2 separate regions of the Homo sapiens genome follow, and region 2 is linked to region 1. A link is an interaction called in ENCODE POLR2A ChIA-PET data of the cell type or tissue named here. Cell type or tissue: Caco-2. All regions are shown on one strand. Links, peaks and the distances in the headings refer to the core of each region. The heading gives the core; the rest is flanking DNA.

Region 1 (5,389 bases), core at 299-5,298:
AGTATTAGAGTATTTAGTACTTGTGTGTGTACTTAATCTACCAGTGAGTTTTATAACTTTAGTGATTTTTTTTTTTTGGTGTCCTATTCTTTCACACTGAAGAACTACCTTCAGTCTGGTTGTAGATTTATCATTTTGAGGCTATTTTGTAGATTTTGCTAGTACACTCCATTATTTCTTGTTCATGACCCTTTTTTCTCCTCTGACTGTATATTTTCAAATAGCCTATCTTGAAGCTTTGTAATTATTTTTTCTGCTTGATCAATTATGCTTTTGAGGCATTATGATGCATTTTTCAGTTTGTCAATTGAATTTTTCAGCTCCAGGATTTTTGTTTGATTTTTAAAAATTATTTCAATATCTTTGTGAAATTTCTCTGATAAAATTCTGCATGTCTTCTCTGGGTTGTCTTGAAGGTCATTGAGCTTCTTCACAAAGCTTTTGGAATTTTTTTTGTCTGAGAGATTTCATATCTTCATCACTCCACGACTGGTCACTGGTGACTTATTTACTCCATGTGATGAGGTCATAGTTTTCTGGATGTTCTTGATGCTCATAGACATTTGTTTATTTCTGGGCATAGAGAGATTTTATTTTATAAAATCTGGAAGTTATTTATTCCAGTTTTTGTAGTTTGGCCTTGTTTGTGCCTATCATTCTTGAGAGGAATCCAAGAATTCAAAGGGGATTGCGTTTTATTTCCTAGCCTGTGGTCACTTCAGCCATTCCAGTACTAGGTGATGCCCCAAGCCCACATATGCCGTGACTCTTGCAGCCCCCTAAATACATAGCCTTGGTGGACTTGGAGAAGATGAGGGAGAATTTCCTGGATTCCCCAAAAGTCCTTTGCTTTCTTTCCTTCCTTTCCCACAAGGAGTCTTTTTCTGTGCTGGAGTGCCTGGAATTGGAGGAAGGATAATATGAGCACTCTCATGGGCACAGCTGGCACTGTGCTGTGTTGCCCCTGAAGCCCATATCTTCTCAGACCAGCACAGCACTGGGGCTCCCCCAAGGCCCATGGCAACGACTGCCTGGCTGCCACTGATGTTTATTCAAGGACCAAGGCCATTCTCGTCAGCCGGTGTGAATTCTGCTGAAACTGTCTGTCCCACCAGGGCCAGTGGATTCCCTTCTGTTCTGGGATGTGTCTAGAAATAACATCTAGGAGCAAAGTCCTGGAACTGGGTGTTTCAGGAGTCTGCATAGTGTGTTATTTTGCTGTGGCTTAGCTGGTATCTGGCTATAAGACAAAGTTCTCTGTACTTTTGCCTTTTCTTCCCCTAAGTAGAAGGGGTCTCTCCCTGTGTTTCACTGCCTGGAGTTGAAAGAGGGGTGATGCGTGGACTTCCTTGACAGCTGCAGCTTGCATCTCACTGGGTTGCACCCTAAGGCCAAAGTCTCCAAGGTCTGAACAGCACCGGGGCCTGCTCAACAATTGCAATTGCTGTGGCCTAACTGCATCTCAAATTTATTCAGGACCCCAACCTACTTTAGTTAGCAGTGGTGAAGTGGGCTAGAACTTGGGTTCCCACCCTTGGGGTGGAGGATTGCCTTCTGGCCCAGGACTGATCTAAATGCTCTCTCAGTGGAACAGTGGAATTCTGCCCGACGTTGTGTTTTACTGTATCAGGGTGGCACTGAGTTCCAATGCAAGGTGCCACACTCACTTCACTCTCCCTGCCCCAAGCACACAGGTTCTCTCTCCCTGCTGCTCTGCCTGAGGCTGGGGAAGGGGTGTATAGGCAATGCAAGATTATCCTTCCTATCCTCTTCGACGCTTCTTTCCTTGTCATTATGTTATATGTGATTTCTATAAAGGTGCTTTCTGCGTGGATAGTTGTTCAATGTGTTACTTCTGTGGGGAGAACAATCACTAGAGGGTTCCATTTGGCCATCTCGCTCCGCCTCCTTGTGGTAACACTTTTATAAACTCATTTAACTGAACTGTAAGTGGTGTAGAAAGCATATTTCTAATTTTGCAAATTACCAGCTCTCCTTGCCAGCCAATGTCTAAGCTTTGGAAGACAGAACCACAGTGTCAGTAGCATTGTTGCTTTAAAATAAAAGACACTGTAATTTGGGGAATTTGAATGTCTTCATTTTCTTCAACTTAATTGGTATTGAATTTCATCTTTTAGTTATTTTATTTAATATATTCATCTGTAGGGCAGAATTAACTTCATAGCAAATAAATTTTATTTTATAAAACATTTGCTTATAAATAGAAATGTTAAAGAAACTACATATTATTTTTGATTTTAGTGCAATTTATTTTGAAAAGTATGAACCGGTGCCCAAAAGGAGAAGACTATGTAAACTCAGGAGTATTTTATTTTCTTGGTTTTGTGGTGGTAATACGTCAAAACATTTGTGTATATTTTTATCCTTAAGCTCACAAAGAGCACTAGATACAAAAATGGTAAAACCAGTCTGGGAAAGACAAAAACAAAAAAAGGAAATGGAGAGCTGACTCCTCTCCAACTTCTGCTCCATTAGTCATAATTTTTCATATAGTATTATCCATTAGGATACTTTTAATTTGAACTAATGCTTCCTGAGTCCGCTCTTACCATGATATTTTTCATTAATCATGCACTCATCAAAACACTTATATCTTTCCCATATTTTAAAATTAAATTAGTGATAGTGGAAATAGCTCTCCTTGAGAGGAGCATGTATGTGAGCTCAAATCCTGTTCAGCCCTCTCTTCCATCTCTCTGTAAATAAACATGTCCATACACTCATATTCTTGCTTTCTAATTTTGAACTTGTACAATGATAGCAATACTTGCTAGTGATCAGTTTCCCTTTCCTTCTGAGGTTAAAGCAGATATTACTGATGCATGGGGAGTCTTTCTCATTGAATAGAGATACAACCAAAGACTGTTTTTAATTATTCATCTGCAGCCCGAATAAATTGATAGGTGTTTGCAAGAAAGTTGAGATCTATTTTTCTTCCCTGAGCTAGTTACTCATCAGGGAATTTTGGGCTGAATGTTCAGATGTAAACTGGAATTAAAATGCTTATTTTTAAAGAATCTTTTATATTTTATAAGATGATGTATGAAAAATGTCTGATATTTTAAAGGTACTTATTAAAGGTAGAATGATTGTGCTCCAAGAGTTCGAAAATTGGTGAAGAAGAAACAGATATATAAACATATTTAAAACCTTTGTTGATATGCTCATTGTTTTTAGATGAATTTTAGAAAAATTATATTCCTTTACAGCAAATCTATTAAGGTTGGTCCCATCTAGGATTAAGTGTCATCAGTCTAGTCGTATCAAAGCTGGAATAAAACCATGTAGACATTAAAAGAAACACTCAGGAATTGCCTATTTTTGCAGTTTTTTCATGCAATCCAGGAGTGGTCCTGGGAACTTTAAATCTGGATCCTGTAGTTGTTTTCCAAAGGTCAGATGGGTTCACAAACATTTTGTTTCTCCAACTTTCCAGTTGTTATCTGTTATATCTGTCTGTCTCTGTTTCTCTCTCATATGCACTTATTCATATGCATAGATCTTTCAAAATAGTGTCAAGCCTAAATAAGAAAAACAAACACATTTTTAACTGCCTTATAACTCACAAGTTCACCTGAGTGCAATAGAGTTAGCATAGTCTCATTGTTATGCAGTGCCATGATAATTCTTCTCCTTCGGCTCCCCAACCTCCTTTTAAAACATGCTATTTCAGGTCTACCTGGAATAATAAATGGCTAATGCTAAACCATATATCTTTTACAACCTGCTACCTTAGCTACACTAAGAGCAGGTGGAAGCCTTGAAATTACTTCTTATAAGTACTTGATTACATTTTCAGCCAAGGGTCATTCTTCTCCCCAGGCTCTCTATGGGAAAGAGACATTCATTTTCTTCTTCCAGTTATAAGAGCTTTTCAAGAAGGAACAAGTGATCTGTGATTTTGATTACTGTAGAGAAAACTAGTCAAATAAGAACTTAGAAGAGACCATTGAATTTGTTAATTAGTAGGTCGTTGGTGAATTGAGCTCTCAAAGGCTGTAGTTTCAGCAAATTTGTAGGAGGAAAAATAACAAAGAGTAAGTTGAGACTGGAAGAAAAAGCACTGTAGGTAATAGTACTATTTTGATAATTTTGCCAGTGAACAAATAGAAAGATTAAGAATGGAGATTGGGGAAACACTGGTTTAAAGGACTATATTTCAAGTTATCAAAATGAGAATGTTTACTATCCCTGACTAATGAGCCATTGCTAGAGAAAACAAAAACAAAAAATACCCAAGAACCTGAATTTGTAGAAAATTATTTACAAGAGGCAATTTGTGTAGAAGCCAACTTCTTGTCTGGGATGGTTAGATCACTAATTTTTTTTTCTTTTATTGTTGGAGATTGCGTACAAAATATTTTGTATGTTGGTCTGATTTGTGGGATGGTCTTGGTCATGTGTCCAAACCATCATTGAACTACTACAGCTTGTTGGAATGTTCATCATACCTTTATCACTTCACTCTTAGGCTTGGAGGAAGGACTTCTTAAGCGTCTGTGACTGTATGGGGGCAGCCATGGCTTTAGAGGTGATGAGAACATGACAACTTCCATAGTTCTGGCAATGTTCTAAAGGCTAATACCTGAGTTTGTTAAAAGAACACCATGCGTTTCATAGAATGGAGACCTCATGGTTCACCACATCTCCACACTAACTGCATTCCACACACTAAGGATTCCCCAGGGAAAAGGCATAAAATAAAACTGGCAACTCAAGGGAACTTTCTTTCCTTATATCAAAGATGGTAGCAATGAATCAGGCAGCAAGCCTCCTCTCTCATCTCTTTTAGGTTTTCTTCTAGACTTAACTCTACAAAGCTTCATTCATGAATGAGGCCAACTGAACCAATCGCTCTTGCTTCTAAGCATTGCATAGTGATAGTGAGGGCTGGTATGAGGCAACACACTGATCATCAGTGAATGTGGGCTTCAGGATCAGCTCACCTCGGTTAGAATCTTGCTTTGTTTCTTACTGGGAGGGCACTGTCAAATCATATAACCTACAGAATGCTGAGTCTTCTCATCTGTAACATGGAGGGAATGGTAATATCTTTACCCTAGAGTTCTTGTGAAAAGTAAATGAGATAATTTCAGTGACTTAGCATAGTCAATGGCACAGAGTAAACAATCAATTAAAAACTGTTAATATTATTTGTCCTCTTATTTTGTTTTTTTTCTTCCTTTTCTCTTTATTAAAAATAAATTCATATACATTTTCCCAATGTTCAGCAAAGCATAGCTTCTGTTTGATCACTGACTAATGATGAGTTCCTGGCTCAGATCATATGAAAATCAAGCCCTGAAATCTTTGGGGAAATCTACAGAAAAGCAAGCCTGGCCAAGATTATTAATAACCAGATGAACGA
Region 2 (5,389 bases), core at 75-5,074, 67 kb after region 1:
TAAAATAGAGAAAGAACAAATTGTTAGTTTAATTCTCTATTTGTATTAACAACGTAGTAACATCAAATTTATCTAGAAGTTATACTATAAAGTGCAGCTCTGGGTTATGAAATAAAACCAAGATAAGACTGCAAAAACCAAGACATGAATGTAATAAAAAAGGAGGAAAAAGTGAAAAAGTAAGAACTCTGAACAAAGTAAATGACTGACAGAATGTCAGCTTTAATACCATTCATGTTGAACTCTATGAAACGTTCTTGTATTTGTAGAGGACTAGATGCAATTTCAAAACACTTATTTATTAACCTATTACAGGTGAGTCACTGCAAACTAAGAGGGAAATAAAGGCTATTGGAGGCTATTTAGACAAAAATGACAAAAACATAAGAAAAAAAAGATTTAACAGTGAAAACAGAAAATCAGAAAGTAGACCAAGAGTTCTACTATTGAAAAACGAATATACCAATGTTACTTTCTATCTCATAATCCCTCACTTATTAGATGTATACATGTGTACATATTTGTTAGTATACTTAGCTCTCTCTATATATCTATGCTAACTTTTTGAACTTTGCATTCAAAATAATGAATGGTTATACCCCCGCACCCAGATCTTGGGTTCTAATAGCATTTTCCAATAAAAGGAATCTAGAGTCAACAGGAAAAAAAATGAGTGATTTTAGAGCTAAGACAGAGAAGCATGCAAGATGATCCTGCAGCATCCTGGAGTGCCAGAAAGGAAGAAAATGTTCAAAAAACAAACTCTAGAGGCATGTAAAAGTGACAAAGGTGTCAGTCTGAAGCAACTCCCAATGACCAAAACCTGGAACAATTTGAGAAACAAAATAATATGGCATTCAATTATGATCCAATGAATAAAATAAACATTTATGAGTCTATGCTTATACAAATAAATTATAAAATAAATGGGGCAGGATAGAAAAATTTCCAATGCAGAAAGTTTCCACTCCATTGAAGAAAAGCATTTTTCTTGCATCCTCAAGCATGACTGTACATAGTGACTTCCTATTAAGGAGTATGCTATGTAAAAGGGGATGAGAGAGAAAGTAACCTCATAGTGGAGAAACCTGACAAACATTCCCTAATGAGGGGGTCAAAGTTAACATCAACAGCGATAAAGCATGTTGATAGCATATACCCTAATATGACGTCCGGAGAAGGGCACTTTACCTCTGTGGACTTCCTCCTAAAAAAAACCATCACCACTATCTAACCATGAGAAAAACATCAAACAATTCCCAATCGAAGACATTCTACAATATACTTTACCAGAACTCCTGAAAATTGTCAAGGTCATCAAAAAATAAGAAAAATTTCAGGAACTATCTCAACAAAGAGGAATCTAAGGAGATGTGTAAATGTAATGTAGTAACCTAGATGGGATTTTGGAACAGAGGAAGAAATGAGGAGAAAAATGGGAAAATATAATGTATTGACTTTATTTAATAAAAATATATAAATATCAGTTCATTAATTGTGAGACATTAACCAAAAGAATGTTAAGAATAGGGGAACCTTGGTGTGGCAAATGTAGGAACTCTAAAATTATTGCAATACTCTTGTAAAACTAAAACTGTTCTTTGAAATTTCCTAAATGTTTAAATATTACATAAAATACAAGAAAAAAATGGTTAAAATTAATGAAATAAATTCTTATATTCCATTAGATAAAGAGCAAAGGCCACATTCTGCAAGTGTCTGTGGTGCTCATTATCATATAACACACACAATGCGAGTTAAAGAGATGTCTTGAAGAAAGTAATACCAGAATTAGAATGTCAGCTACACTAGGTAAGTCTCTTGGCTCATAAACAACAGAACATCGATTCAAGATACCTTAAGAAAAATGTCGAATGAATTGGATGGAATAATCAAACCACAGCAAGAACAAGAATGGACTGGCCTTAGGAATTTTTATAATCAGTCATTTGAATAGCATCTACACTTAATCTCTCACTTCTGTTGTTTTCAACATACAAACCTTACAATTTTAGTTAATCATTTTCTTTGACTGTTGTTGGTATGTTCCTGTACAAAGCAACAGAGCTCCAGAAAAAAAAAAAAGAACTTTTATTTGCAGGGCTGATTTGCCTGAAAGTTCAAAGCTTTTAGGCAAGAACTCTGATTGGCAAGTCTTGGGTAATAAGTCCAGCAGAGCCACTCACTGTGTCCAGAGTGGTGAACCTGTGTCTACACGTCAGTCTGTCACTGCAGCCGGGGAAGCAAAGTCATGAAAGGGCAAGCAGCTTCTATTCAGACAACATGACAATAGTGGAGGGAGAAAGACACAGAGGGACGGTTTTCCTAAGGAAGCTGGTGGCCGCACAGATAAACGGCTATAACAGGCAAAAACGTTTAACCAGAGAGCCAAAATAGGTAACATTTATACTAGGAATTTTGTATAATTTACTATATGTATTATTTTTCCCCAAATGCCAGAAAGTTCAGGGTAAAATTTGAAAATTACACTTGGCTTTCCTATAGGTTTTATATTTATGCTTCCTATTCAAAATGTTACCTGGTTGGTAATGCATAATAGCTAGAGTCTCCCTAGTCTGTACACTTTCCAATCTGTCTCTCAGACTTTTTTTAACCTGATTTTGTAAGCATTTAAGTTATTTTTTTAATAAGCCGTTTTGGCTGATTTTTAGAATTAGTAAATCTATGTTGAGATTCTCCAAGAAGCAGATACCAAGACACTATAAGATTGACAAGGGACCTGTGAAGGAAAATGCCTATGAAAGAAAGAGGGGAGGAAACAGGAATTGGAAGAAAGAGCCTTCAGACTGCAAGGCAAGACTGGCCTGTTACAGCACAGGGCAAGCAAGGAGGATTGCTTAGATGGTCTCATCACAGTTTTAAGAAAGTCCCTGTCCAGGCAGTGGGGACTACATAGCCAGTGTTGGCCTGTTAGCATAGATGAGCTCTAGGAACAGGACAGCACTAGCACCTCAAACACACCCAGGCACTGAGTGGGAATAATCTGGGGAAGTGGGATATCAGCAGAAATGGGGTCCTTGATCTCCAGGGACAGCAGCTGGAGCTGTCAGTCAACCACACTCCATCCCCCATGAGATCTGAGTAGCACATTTTTATAGCTGTCTCCAGGAGGGACAAGAATTATAAACAAGTAATATATGGACTCCAAATTTAATAATAATATCACTAAATGTCATCAAGCAAAGGGCAAAGGTAAATGTCAATGCATCCTTGCCTCAGAGGACCAGCTAGGAATCCTGCAGAGGGATGAGCAGAGGCAGAGGATGGTGCTTTCATAGGAACAGAGCTGAGACCTCAGTGGGGTTGGGCTCCAGCCTGGCCAACAGGTGGCAAAAGATTTAAGTCTGTGTTCCAGCTATTAAAGTGGGTTTCTAGCACCTGGGAACCTCAGAGAAAGCAAAAGTAAACAGTGACCCTCCCTGCTCTGGTTTGGAGAAGTCTCCTCTCACCCTGGAGGTAGCACTAGATAGCCAGTCACAGAGTCCCTGAGCTATTCACCTGGACACCCTCTTTTTGTTTCTCATGTGTGATCTTTTGCAAGGCTTAAACCATGGAATTGCAACAAATAGAAGAACGTATAATACTCTCACAACAGCCAATGTCAATCCAGAGCTTGATAGAAAGTGAGCCTCTGAGAGCTTCTGAATGGGCTCTGAGGATGGAGCATAGATGATATAATGAAGTACTGTTGGGCTCATGTTCATAGCTGATAATGCCCTCCCAGGGAACAGACCATCCATTTTCAACATCCCATTATCAAGCAGCAGGTTAGGTGATTTTTAAATGTGAGCTTCTTAATAGCCAGATTATGATATGCCTACAGGTTTGAGGAGTGGGAGGCAGGAGGCAGGAATGAATGATTAGACTAGTGCCAGCGAGAAGGACAAAGCTCCAATTCTTCTGTTCAGCGCTGGAGTCTACACAACAAAGAATGATAGCAGCAGGCAGTGTGCGCCTTGCAGGCATGTGTTGACATCCTAATAAAAAATAAAATTCTGATTTTCATTCTAGTTCTGCAAATCATCTTTTTATGGCCCTGTGTTTTTCAAAAAGGAGGGAAAATGCAGGAGAGGAGTGGGGGTGGGGGTGGTTTGTTTCTTTTGATACCTGAAGACAGAATGATACAACAGAGCCATTTCAGAAGGAGCAAATAAATATACAGTAGAGACAGCAGGTGGTATCACATCTGTCAAATTAACTTTGTCCAAATAAATATTTTCTCTACAATCCCCAGCTGTGTGGAAAAGTAGAAACCTACGAGAGTCTCCCCATGATGACATTTAAAAGAAAGATGTTATTGGTGGTGCCTTGAGATAAAGCAATAAGTTTATGGTTGAGTGTTAGGGAATTTTCCTTTGTTTTTTTTCTCCTTCATTTCTGCTACAGCATATGTTTTGATCTTTTTTTACTCTTTATTATTAAAATTCAATGATGGTAGTTACAGTATAATCAGGATCAATGATGGATAATTACCTCCCTTCTCTGCCTTCCTTGTTGTTATTTCTTAGAAGAGAACAGGGGCAGAGATGTCTTTAGAAAATCAAGTGATAAGATAAATTGCTAAACTAGGAGGAACATTAAAGCTTATATACACAAGCACCCTGTGTAATATCCTCAGAAGAACTTTGTAGATTGTCCACAGTGACAGCCAGGGCTAAATTAATATCTACATATTTCTTGGTTAGTGGGCTTCAGTCCTCTACCAAATACAGGTGTCTTGACATTTTCTGTTAATTTTTTTTATTTCCTTATTATTCTTTCCAGTAACTGCCTCTCTCCCCGAGTACTCTGACTTCTTGCAGTAGCCTGACCAACTTCCCCAGGGAGGCCTAGCTTAAAAGACAGTTATTAAAGAAAACTTTCCCTACTAAGTGTTAGTTAGTTTCTGAAAAATTACCTTAGCTACCTGTGCACATTGAAATGAAATTACCTCAATGATCTGGCACTTGTAATTTACATAAAACAATAGTCTTGGGTGTCTAGAAATAAAATGATAGCAGATGAAGACAGTTGTTTCAGTCTGAGAGAGAAATATTAAGAAATGTGTGTATATGGTAGGTGTAAAGCGGATTCAATGATGCTTTTCCGAGACACCTCTCCAGTCATACAAAACAGGTAGTTGCCTATTTGATCTAAGTCTAAAACCATCCATGATTAGGAAATTTAAAAAAAATACGAAATAGGAATTGAGATTCCCTAAAGTTGGGAAAATCATATTGGTCCAATATCCGGTTTGTGTTTTCTTCTTTAGGTAAGCAAAAATAAAATGTGTAAAAAGAGCTGATTTCTTTTTTTTTTATTATATTGTATTTATTTGCCATCAGATAGGACAAAGAAAAATGAAATTTATTATTTTGGAAAGTAGAAG

The links. ChIA-PET counts read pairs that join two places held together with the same protein. Peaks named below come from ENCODE experiments on the same cell type or tissue, not always from the same donor. Only the 100,000 strongest peaks of a DNase experiment are listed, where the experiment ranks them.
Region 2: POLR2A ChIA-PET joins it to region 1 with 5 read pairs; 2 of 35 experiments call an interaction of 5 or more read pairs at or near these places.

The regions. Positions count from the first base shown.
Region 1 is chr13:90,252,086-90,257,474 of GRCh38, forward strand. No RefSeq gene overlaps it. Among named protein-coding and RNA genes, the nearest start is that of MIR622, 24 kb to the left of the region's middle. In Caco-2, for the core only: no CTCF peak of the experiment used is centred there; no DNase peak of the experiment used is centred there.
Region 2 is chr13:90,319,552-90,324,940 of GRCh38, forward strand. No RefSeq gene overlaps it. Among named protein-coding and RNA genes, the nearest start is that of MIR622, 91 kb to the left of the region's middle. In Caco-2, for the core only: no CTCF peak of the experiment used is centred there; a DNase peak (open chromatin) is centred at 2,210.